4 separate regions of the Homo sapiens genome follow, and all the other regions are linked to region 1. A link is a contact called in ENCODE Hi-C or POLR2A ChIA-PET data. All regions are on one chromosome and are shown on one strand. The core of a region is the stretch at or near the end of the contact, and the rest is flanking DNA. Distances in the headings are between cores, read along the strand shown. Region 1 overlaps NFATC1 (nuclear factor of activated T cells 1). Region 2 holds the start of ADNP2 (ADNP homeobox 2). Region 3 holds the start of SALL3 (spalt like transcription factor 3). Region 4 holds the start of RBFA (ribosome binding factor A).

What was found. A loop is a pair of places that touch in the nucleus more often than their neighbours do. ChIA-PET counts read pairs that join two places held with the same protein, here RNA polymerase II (POLR2A). Pooled maps may share reads with other maps.
Region 2: a loop to region 1 is called in a map of naive thymus-derived CD4-positive, alpha-beta T cell, with 7 times the contacts of the local background. The contact joins the promoter of ADNP2 here to the enhancer-like site in region 1. A Hi-C loop is called at or near these places in 2 of 168 maps with a recorded cell type or tissue (both naive thymus-derived CD4-positive, alpha-beta T cell), 1 of 37 single-sample maps with no recorded cell type and 8 of 50 pooled maps. POLR2A ChIA-PET finds 5 or more read pairs at or near these places in 2 of 52 experiments (activated CD8-positive, alpha-beta memory T cell and activated naive CD4-positive, alpha-beta T cell).
Region 3: a loop to region 1 is called in a pooled map, with 5 times the contacts of the local background. The contact joins the promoter of SALL3 here to the enhancer-like site in region 1. A Hi-C loop is called at or near these places in 1 of 168 maps with a recorded cell type or tissue (mammary epithelial cell), 4 of 37 single-sample maps with no recorded cell type and 9 of 50 pooled maps.
Region 4: a loop to region 1 is called in a map of OCI-LY7, with 31 times the contacts of the local background. The contact joins the promoter of RBFA here to the enhancer-like site in region 1. A Hi-C loop is called at or near these places in 5 of 168 maps with a recorded cell type or tissue (B cell, CD4-positive, alpha-beta memory T cell, CD8-positive, alpha-beta T cell and 2 more), 5 of 37 single-sample maps with no recorded cell type and 14 of 50 pooled maps.

Annotation. Positions count from the first base shown.
Region 1 is chr18:79,519,166-79,521,779 of GRCh38, reverse strand. All of the region lies in intron 9 of NFATC1 (nuclear factor of activated T cells 1), which reads right to left. LOC102723506 (a long non-coding RNA gene) reads left to right here. Exons shown (of 3, transcript XR_935689.3): 3 at 1,355-2,459. Among named protein-coding and RNA genes, the nearest start is that of NFATC1, 120 kb to the right of the region's middle. Within about 2 kb of position 1,324, at least 3 of the 41 ENCODE cell types and tissues checked have a DNase peak (open chromatin) inside an H3K27ac peak, as active enhancers do; they include B cell and OCI-LY7, where a contact is called at or near this core.
Region 2 is chr18:80,107,928-80,110,541 of GRCh38, reverse strand. It overlaps ADNP2 (ADNP homeobox 2), which reads right to left and starts at 1,280. Exons shown (of 4, transcript NM_014913.4): 1 at 1,070-1,280. RefSeq lists silencers at 759-858, 1,059-1,218 and enhancers at 1,028-1,529, 2,356-2,614.
Region 3 is chr18:78,978,486-78,981,099 of GRCh38, reverse strand. It overlaps SALL3 (spalt like transcription factor 3), which reads right to left and starts at 1,282. Exons shown (of 3, transcript NM_171999.4): 1 at 744-1,282. The coding sequence starts at 825. It overlaps LINC01896 (long intergenic non-protein coding RNA 1896), which reads left to right and starts at 1,409. Exons shown (of 5, transcript NR_187297.1): 1 at 1,409-2,060; 2 at 2,362-2,614.
Region 4 is chr18:80,033,111-80,035,724 of GRCh38, reverse strand. It overlaps RBFA (ribosome binding factor A), which reads right to left and starts at 1,291. Exons shown (of 7, transcript NM_024805.3): 1 at 1,072-1,291. The coding sequence starts at 1,229. It also overlaps a transcript of TXNL4A not described here. RefSeq lists silencers at 1,096-1,245, 1,356-1,435, 1,446-1,765, 1,648-1,804, 1,836-2,005.

The DNA.
Region 1 (2,614 bases), core at 75-2,574:
CTCCCCACACACACACAGACACACACATCTGTGGATGCACCCCACACACACACAGACACACACATCAGTGGATGCTCCCCACACACACACACACACATCAGCAGACGCCCCCCCCCCCACACACACAGACACACACATCAGCGGATGCCCCCCCCCCCACACACACAGACATACACATCAGCGGATGCTCCCCCCACACACACAGACACACACATCAGTGGATGCCCCCCCACACACACATACACATCAGTGGATGCTCCCCACACACACACAGACACACACATCAGTGGATGCCCCCCACACACACACATACACATCAGTGGATGCTCCCCACACACACACAGACACACACATCAGTGGATGCCCCCCACACACACACAGACACACACATCAGTGGATGCTCCCCACACACACACACATCAGTGGATGCTCCCCCCCTACACACACACACACAGACACACACATCAGGAGACGCCCCCCCCCACACACACAGACACACACATCAGCGGATGCCCCCACACACACATGGACACACATCAGTGGATGCTCCACCCCCCACACACAGACACACATATCAGCTGATGCCCCCACACACACATGGACACACATCAGTGGATGCTCCCCCCCTACACACACACACAGACACACACATCAGCAGACGCCCCCCACACACACACAGACACACACATCAGCGGATGCCCCCACACACACATGGACACACATCAGTGGATGCTCCCACCCCCATACACAGACACACATATCAGTGGATGCCCCCCCCCACACACACAGACACACACATCAGCGGATGCCCCCCCACACACAGACACACACATCAGTGGATGCTCCCTCCCACACACACACCAGTGGATGCTCCCCTCCTACACACACACAGACACACACACCAGTGGATGCCCCCCCCACACATACACAGACACACACATCAGTGGATGCCCCCCCCCACACACAGACACACACATCAGTGGATGCCCCCCCACACACACACACATCAGTGGATGCTCCCCTCCTACACACACAGACACACACATCAGTGGATGCCCCCCCCCCACACACACATATCAGTGGATGCCCCCCAACCACACACAGACACACACATCAGTGGATGCCCCCCCCGACACACAGACACACACATCAGTGGATGCCCCCCCCACACACACACAGACACACACATCAGCGGATGCCCCCACACACACGGACACACATTAGTGGTGGATGCACCCTCCCCCCCCCACACACAGAGTCTTCTGCTGCTTGGCTATACTTATTTTTCAGTCATTTCTCCGGTACTAGCTTAAATGTGCCTTAAACTTTTTTTATGTGGGGGTGGGGGAGGCAGGTGGCCAGAGGCGCCAGCGGAGCAGGATGTCGGAGCTGCCACTCGCCTTCCACTGTGCTGTGAGAGCCACCGGGACACGTCAGCATCTCCCCTGTTCTGAAATCAACACCGAGACACACCGAGTCCCTCCGGAGGCATCTGCAGAGGCAGCAACGCCACGCGAGGGCTGCCGACTCTCCAGCTCCAACATTTCGTCCGGACCTCCCGGCAGCGCAGCGGGGGATCCCCTCCCGTGAGGGGCCCGGAGGGGCTTCGAGAAGGCTGTCGCCTGATGGGCTCCGTCAAGTTTCCCCCTGCAGACCCTCATTCTACCAGTTTTGATTCCATTTTAAATCTGACTTCCAAGTGGCACCCCTGCCGACGGTCAAAACGCCCCCTCTCCTGGTGTGTGCCCTCCATCCCCGCTTCCTGGGGGCAGCCGGTTTCTTGCTGTCTGGACAACAGAGCTCTGCCAATGCCACTTATCTCGCCCGTCCAGGACTTTATCACCAACTGTCCTACTTCCGACTCCAGCAAAGGAGCGACAGCGAGCACGTCTGTGCTTGGCTGTGACTAACAGGGCCTCTGAATAAAGTGAAAATAATCCCACTTTAAGCTGCAAGAGGAAAGACCCACAGAAGGAAAGTCCTTCACGGACGGAGACCCAGGATCCTGAAATGCAGTGCGTCCCTTCAACGTTCTGAGAATAAAAATTTAAACATGCAAGCCCCGGGAGGAAAAGCAATTCCTAAAACATGGCAGAAACAACATAAAAAAAATCTTGCTGTTGTTTTAAAAACTGACCTAAGACCAGGCATGGTGGCTCACACCTGTAATCCCAGCACTTTGGGAAGCCAAGGCGGGAGGATCACTTGAGGCCAAAAGTTCAAGACCAGCCTGGGCAATGTAGTGAGACCACCCCCCATCTCTACAAACAAATGTAAAAATTAGCCAGACATGGTGGTGTGCACCTGTGGTCCCAGCTACTTGGGAGGCTGAGGTGGGAGGATGGCTTGAGCCCAGGAGGTTGAGGCTGCAGTGAGCTGAGATTGTACCACTGCATTCCAGCCTGGGTGACAGAGCAAGACCCTGTCTCAGGAAAAAAAATAAAAAAATAAAAAATAAATAGCCTGATCTCCTGTTTTCCAGGAAAGCCCGAGCCTTGTAAGGGTTTTTCAGATGGTAGTGAAACAACTTGGAAGTCAGCAATTCCTAAGGATTTTCCAAATCTTCTCAGACTAAAATTCTCCCACTTTCCTGCTGCCTTGTTCAAACCATGGT
Region 2 (2,614 bases), core at 31-2,530, 590 kb before region 1:
AACCCCCTCTTTTGATAAAGGCTCTGCGTGGCAGATGCCCACAGTACTCTACAAACTGCTGCCCCACTTGCCAATCTGCATTGTCAGTTACCTGCTTACCAGTTTCTCCTCCCCCACCCCACTCCTCCACAGCCAGTATATTCCTCAAGATCCCAAGAGGCAGTGATTACCCGTGCAAATAGAGTAAGTTTTAAGCACGCAGGCAAGTCTTCTGTTCAAATAAACTACTTAAAATATCTAATTATTTCTCATTCTGCATCTGTACAGTATTTAAAAGGGCAGTTAAAATTAACATTCCAAAGTCAACTGTAGTAGAAATTTTGTAAACGGAATCTATTTCAATGCAACCAGCAACGGCAGATGAAAAGTAATGTTAAAGTCAACATCTGTATATCAATTATTGATATTCGCATCAAAAGCTCAACGATGAAGAAACAGGGCCCCGTTATCAGCTGTTCTTCAAACCTTTCTAGGGAAAAAAAAACCTGGGCAGATTTAGGTGTCACCGTCAGCTCCTGACCTACATCTGCCGTCACTCAAGGCTCCTCCAGAGAGAAGCTTCCAGGAGAACCCGGTCTCGGGGATGCGGCGGGCGGGCCAGCGGGCGGGGCGTTTCTGGAGTCCTTACAGGGGTCGCCACAGCTCCTTGCCCCCTCTCTTCTTCTCCATCCCCGTTCCCTCTCCCTCTACTCCTCGCTCCCTTCACCAGCCCCCCTCTCTCCCTCGGTCCCCGTCCTCGTCTTTCCCCTATTCCTACTCTCCCCTCAGGTCCCCATCCCCTTCTCCGCCCTCCCGGGGCGGCCCCCGCTCCCACGTGACCGGCGGCGGGCGGGGCGGGCCGCGGGCGCGTCGGGGGTCGACGGGCGCCGTTCGGGCCGCGAACCCGCGCCCTGAGAACGTCCCGGGATTCCCGAGGCGGCCACGGGCGGCGCGAGGGCAGGCGGCGGGCGTGGGTGTGGGCTGGGTACCGGCGGGGGCGGGGCTCGGAGGGGACCAGACTGGGGCGGGGGCCAGGACCGGGGCAGGGGGCGTCGCCGCGCGGGCCCGCGCCGGGCCGGGCCGTACCTACCGCTTGGCGCCCGAGGAGCACCGCGTCTCCGCTGCTGCCTCTCGCAGGGCTGCCGCGTCTTCCGCCGAGCGCAGCCGCGTCCCGTGGGGCCGCCTGCGCCCGCCCGCGCCTCCGCCCCGCGCGGCGGGACCCCCGCCTCAGCGCGCGCCCACCCCCAGCGCGACTGGTCCCCTCCTCCCGCGCAGCCAGAAAGAGAAAATGGCGCTCGATTGGCCTCAGGAAGTGACGTTGGCCCTCATTTGCATGTAGGCGCAGCCAGCCAATGAGAGCAGAGTGTGCTTGGGGGCCCCTGGCACTTCCCACAGGCCCCCCGGGGCCCCTGGCTAAAGATGGACTGGAGGCTCTGGGGTGGCAGTGGGGGGCCCCTGTTGGACCCCCTGACTCCCTTCTGTCCCAGGGAACTGCCCTGCCAGCTCCTTTCCACATCTGTGCAAACTCTCGTGAGAGTTTGAGTGGGCAATGACGTCACTAAAGGGGTGGGGAGAGTGTGTCATCAACCATGTGACTAATCACGTGGACTCACCACAGCTTTGACTTCATTTGCATGGAATGGGGTGGAGCTAGTGGCAGCTCCAGGAGTGGTGACCCCGCCCACATCTCAGAGCCAATGGGAGCCCAACTGTGATAATGCTGCCTTGCCATTGGAAGACAAAACTTTGGCTCCCAGAACTGGGACAAGTGTGCCATGATTGGCATATCCTGGTGAACCGACTAGCTGGGGTCTCCTGACTTCATCATTCCTGTGGGAAAGTGATCACACCTTCTCTTGAGAATTCTGATTTTTAGATCTACTACAAGTTGTGTGGGGAGAGGGTTAATTGCATACATTTGTATAAACTCTTAACCTAAAAGTTCATTTTTGCACAGGTGTTTATCAATTGTGTAGCAATAATAATTTATTCCACAAAATTAGTGGAAACATGGCGTAGGGCTTTCAAAATGGCTCTAGGTCTTCGTTCCGTGGAGTCCCCAGGCCTCTGGCGGACGCCCTCGTGCCCCAGAGCACGTGGGAGTAACCACGAGGGCAGCGCAGGCGCCTCCCCCAGTGCCCCTAACCTTAACCCTAATTCTGACCCTGCACCTGAACCTCACCTAGCACTAACCCTGACTCTGACCCTAACTCCCCTCCAGTGTTCCTTCCCCTGACCCTAACTCAGCCGCGCCCTCAGTGGCTGTTCCAGGCAGTTCCTTCTTGGCGAAGCCGTCTGCAGGACACGTGCCCCTTTCAGCACAAGGCCACGTCTCCTTCCAGAGCGCCGAGCCCCTGCAACCCGCCGCCAGCCTCCAGCCCTGAGGCCCACTCCAGCCACCGCGGGGCAGAGGCCGTGCCCAGGCTGGGCCTTCCGCCCACCGCCCTCTCCAGAGCCTCCTTGTCACCATCCGCTCGTCCATAATTTCAGCTTTTCCCTCTCAATGGGAGCCTTCTGCTCAGTTTAGCCCAGTGACTAAACACATAATAGGCACTAAATTAATGTCCATATTCGTTTTAAAACTGTGTTAAATGGTGGGCCGATATGACCTGACCAAAATTTGCTTTTTTCCTAC
Region 3 (2,614 bases), core at 33-2,532, 540 kb after region 1:
ACTGCAAAGCCGAGGTCTCCAGCGCCCGGCCTCGGCGGATCCAAAAAGACGGGAGAGAAAAGGCCCGCGCAGACGCTGCAACGAACGCCCCGGAAACACGCCGCGAGCAGGGGCCAGGCCCAGGCCGCCGCCGCTGCGCTCACCCCCAGCTTAATTCCCCGGGCGGCCATTAGGCAGAGCCAAGCCCCCGACCTTCTCCTCGCCTCGCGAGGGATCACAGGCTGCGTCAACGCGCTGGGACACCGCGGGTCACCCGAGGCGGTGCGGGGGCCCGGGAGGGGCCGCGGGCCCCCGAACAAAGCTGGCCGGGCGGCGGGGTCCCCAACCCGCGTCCAGCGGTAGGTGGGCTGCGGTCGCCTTCCCCGCCGCCGCCGGCCTCAGCGTCCTGGCGCAGAGACCCTGGGGGGCGGCGCGGCGGCGGAGGCACCGTGGACTCCCTCCCGCCCCGGCCTCCGAGCCGTCCTCGAGCCGGCCGCGGCCTCGGCGCCCTTCGCGGGCAGCTCCCCGACTCCGAGGAGAGGAGCCAAGTTTACTTCGCCCACAACTCTCTCGGCGGCCGCGCGCGCTCCGGCGAAGTACCCGGGGCCCCGCGGCCGGCCTGGCGCGGGGCGGACGCTTGCCCGCAGGAAGCAGGGAACTTTCTCCCGCTCCCGGACGCGCGCATCCGCTCCCGCCGCACGCGCTTCCCCAGCCCGGACGGGCAGCCCCAGACCCCCCGGCCACCCCGCAGCCCCGGCCCTCACCGTGCTCGGGAGCCCCGTCAGGCGGCAGCAGCTCCTCGTCCGACTTGAGGTGCTGGGGCTTGGCCTGCTTGCGCCGAGACATGCTGCTAGCGGCGCTCGGGCCCCGCGCGGGGCAGCGGCATCAGCGGGGCGGCCGGCGGGGACGGCGCGGGGCGGCCTGGCGGGCGCGCGGCGCGGGGCGCGGGGCGGCGGCGGCTGCGCGGGCCGCGCATGGGGCTGAGCAATTAGGCTGGTGAATAATGCATGGCCATTAGCGGAGGGCCGCGCCGATTGGCCGGGCTCCAGCGGACTCCGGCGGCCTATGCAAATGAGGCCGCGCTCGCAATTAGCGGCCGCGCCGACGAGGAGGGGGCCGCGGCGCCTCGGGACCGGGGCGCGCGCTGCCCGGCGCCGCCTCACATCGCGGGCTCCGGCGCCGCGCTCCTCGGCCGCCCCGGGTGCGGCTGTGGCGGGGCCCGGGTGCGGCGCGGGCCGCGGTGGCCGTCCCTCCGCAGGGCGCAGGCAGCAAACTTTGGCGGCGTCCGCGCGGCGCCGTCTCCGCCGGCGCGCCGGGCTCGCCCCTTTATAGAGTGTCTGCGCCGCCGCCCGCGCCCCCCCCGCCGCCGCCGCCGGGCGGCCCCTCCCGGAGCGAGCGGCCGCGGGCAGGGCTCCGACCCGGCGCCTTTGTCTCGCCCGGGCCGCTCGGGCGCCGCGCCTCCTGTTCCGGGCGCGCGGGGTCGGCCGGCCGCCTTCGCTGCTCCGCCGCGGCTCTCAGCGCCGCTCAGCGCGGCGGGCCCGCCCGGGCTCAGGTGCCCCCCGCTCTCCGGACCTTCTCGCCCGGCCCCGCGTCCCCTCCGCGGGCTTCCCCCGGCGGCCGGCCGGGCTCGGAGGCTCGCGGCCGGAGCGGAGCGGAGTGCGCACGCCGGGGTGGCAGGACTTCGGCAAGACCAACTTTCCGGTTCGGAAGCGGCGCGGGCCGCGCGGCTCCTCCCCTCCTCTCCCTCCCCTGCGTTCCCCCTCCCTTCCACTCCCCCCTCTCCCCGCCCCCCAACCCGCGGGCCCCACCGACTCCGGAGCGCCCGCCCCGCCCGCTGCTGCCACCGGGCCGCCTCGCCCCCGCGCCAGCCCGCCTGGGCCTCTGCGCCGCCGGCGGCTTCTTAAATACAGGAAAGGGAGGGGACCGCAGGGCCCCGGTGTTCCCCACCCTAGTCCCCCTTCACCACGGGCCACCGGGCGCCAGCGGAGTGGGCAGCGAGCGCGACCGAAAGTTCCAACTCCACCAAACTCCCGCGCGCGGCCCACCCTTTCCCGGGATTTCGGGGATGACACGGGGGCCAGGTGAGGGGGCTGCGCACTTCTGGATCGGCCCCACACACTCGGCCCCTGGCGCGGCGCGCTCCCCGCACACGCGCCCGCCCCCTCCCCGCGGTCACACGCACGCGCCCTCGCCCTCGCCCCGCGCGCACAGGCGCGTACTCCCACCCGCGGCCGTGCACCCGCCGCGCTCCTTCCCGCGCGTGTCCTCTCTCCCCGAGCGGCCGCCAGGATGTGCCCCCGGCCCCGTCGTCGCCGCGCCCGCGCCCCTCGCCCCAGTACGTCTTTTTTCGTTTCCTAAATTTCTTATTTTTGTCCTTGCAAGTGGTCCTGTCTGGTGTGAACCGTCAGCACAGATGGCCTCCTGGAGCTTCCCCGAGTCGTTCGCTGGGGGAAGCGGGCGGTGAGCGGCCAGCCCGGGCGCTCCGCAGGCCGCGAGCTCCCGGCAGGGCTGGTGGCGGGGGTCCGCCTGGGGGAGGAATCCCCGCCTGCTCCATCGGACCCGGCCTGGCGCGGCTCGCGGCGCTCGGCGGGCTCCCTTCCATTCTAGAATCTTCCCGCTTGCTTCCCAGCCCGCG
Region 4 (2,614 bases), core at 42-2,541, 510 kb before region 1:
ACCACTTATGAGCAAAATTCCCCACTCATTAGGCATGGGCTGCACACAGCGACTTTCTCCCAGAGTACAGTAAGGAAAGGGGGCAAAAAGAGTAACTTTACGGTAGAGAAACCTGGCAAGCACCTCATGCAGGGGATCACGGCCAGCGTGGACCCTGGATACGGTGCGATGAGAATGGCCTTTACCTCTGTAGTCTTCCTCCCCAAAAGCCATAATCCACGTCTAAGCATTAAAAAAACAGGCACATTCCAACAGAGAGGCATCCTGCAAAGCACCTGACCAGTACCCCTCAAAACTGGCACAGCCATCAAAACCAGGGACAGTCTGGGACACTACCCCAGCCTAAGGAAACAAGACAATTCAATGTAACGTGGACCTTGGGTGGGCACCTGGGACAGGAAGGGACAGCAGGCAGAACCAAGGAAAAGTGAATAAAGTATGAGCTTCAGTTAGCAACACTCTTATCAATATCGGCTCATTAACTGGAACACGTTGGAAGCTAAAGTCCGACGCTAACACAGGGGGAGCTGGGTGCCAGGACACAGGAACGCGGTACTATTTTTGCAATTTTTCTGCAGGGTCTAAAACTGTCTTTAAAAGTAGTGTATTAAAGTAGAAAACATACAACCACCTACCATACTTAGAAGAACTAAAAGCAGTGTGAAAAGTCAATGTATTTTATTGTACTTATCTTTCATAATTTAAAAACACTAATTATCATGACAAGCTTTAGTCTTCAAATTCACACAGAAAGTCAACATTAGCAAGGAAATTCTTATATTTTTTCATTTTTCCTCATTTTCTGAAACTAATCTTCTGAAAAATACGTCTGGTGACAAGAATCAAAATAAACACACATTGTCACTTTGTTTTCTTAACCCGACACACGTCCACGAACACAAAAGCTGCAAATGCTGACAGTGAGAGCTAGAACTGCTGCAGACCCCAGGAGGCAGGAACTGGCGAGCTAGGCCGCATGGGCGCAAGAACGCGGATGAGCGGACACCGCAACCCGGGGACACCGCCCCCTAGGGAATACCGCGCCCAGGGACACCGCCCCCGCCGCATTACTTGGTTTTCGAGGCAAATTTCTTGAGCCAGTTCTTGCAGGAGACAGCAGAGCAGTGAAGTCCCCGCTCGCAGCCTGGAAATAGCGCAGCATCGCGGCTACGGAACAGGGCCCGGAGACCCGCGCGGGAGCGCCACAGCCCGCCCGCCGCAGCCCACATGGCGCGGCGCCGGGACCCGGAGCGAGCAGGGAGACAACGGGCGCAGGCGCGGAGCGACAACTGACGCGAGGGTGGCGGCGTGTGGGCGGGGCGACGGCGCAGAGCGGGAGGAAGACTCACGCCTGGCAGGCGGCGTGTGGGCGGGGCGATGATGCAGGGCGGGGCGATGATGCAGGGCGGGGCGAGGACAGACGCGAAGCTGACGGCGTGTGGGCGGGGCCACGGCGCGGGGCGGGACGAAGACGGGGTGCAAGGCGGGCGGGGCAACGACGGCGGAGGGGCGAAGGCCCGAGGGGGGCGGTAGGTGGGCGGGGCGAGGACAGACGCGAAGCTGACGGCGTGTGGACGGGGCGACGGCGAGGGACGGGGCAAAGACTGGACGCAAGAAGGGGCGGGGCGACAACGGCGGAGGGGCGAAGGCGCGAGGCGAACGGCGAGTGGGCGGGGTGAAGACCGACGCGAAGCGGGCGGTGGTTGGGCGGGGCGAAGACTGACGCGAGGCGGGCGGTGAATGGGCGGGGCGAAGACTGGCGCGAGGTGGGCGGTGGGTGGGCAGGGCGAAGACTGAAGCGAGAAGGGCAGCGCGAGGTGGGCGACTACCAGAGCGAAGCGAGCGGCGTGTAAGCGGGGTGAAGACAACGCCAGGTGGGCAGTGTGCGGGCGGGGGGGGCGGCAACGGGGGCGGGGCGAAGGACGACGCGAGGCGGGGCCGGCGGGAGCTGGGCGTGGGGAGGCCGCGTGGGCTGCGCGGAGGGTGTGCCACTCGGGGAAGCGTGGGAACCGCCTGGTTGCCTGGCGCTGCGTAGCTAGGAACACGTTTTGTTTAAATACTGGGAACTGACGTAGGCGGGTGCGCCGCACAAAGCAACGAAGGCATCGAAGCCTGGAGACCTGGGCAGGGCCGCTGTCGGCGGGAGGCTGCGAGGGGTCCGTCTGTTTCCGCCACTGGGCCCTCCAGGGCTTTGCTGCTGCGCCGCCTTCTCCCCGGGCACCTAGAGAAAGTCCCCAGATTGGGCGTCCTCCCCAGAAGTGGTCTCGCCCCGCCCGCCTCCCCAGAGTCAGCGTGGCCCAGCGGGGAAGCTGCTCCCCCCGGGCGTGGAAAGAGAAGTGAGCGCGACCGCAGTGTTGGGGATGCGTGGGCTGTGACTCCCCCGAGGCGGCTGCTGTGGTGTGAGACACGTCTGTGTGTGTGTGTGTGTGTGGGCGCGTGTGGATGTGTACATGTGTATGTGTGCATATGTACGTGTGTGTGCATGTGTGTGGACATGTATATGTGTGCATGTGCGTGCGCGTATATATGTGTGTGTGTATGCGTATGTATGTGTGTATATATTGTCAATCGAAGAAAACGACGAGACAAGTCTCTAATCATTTTAGGAGATTTA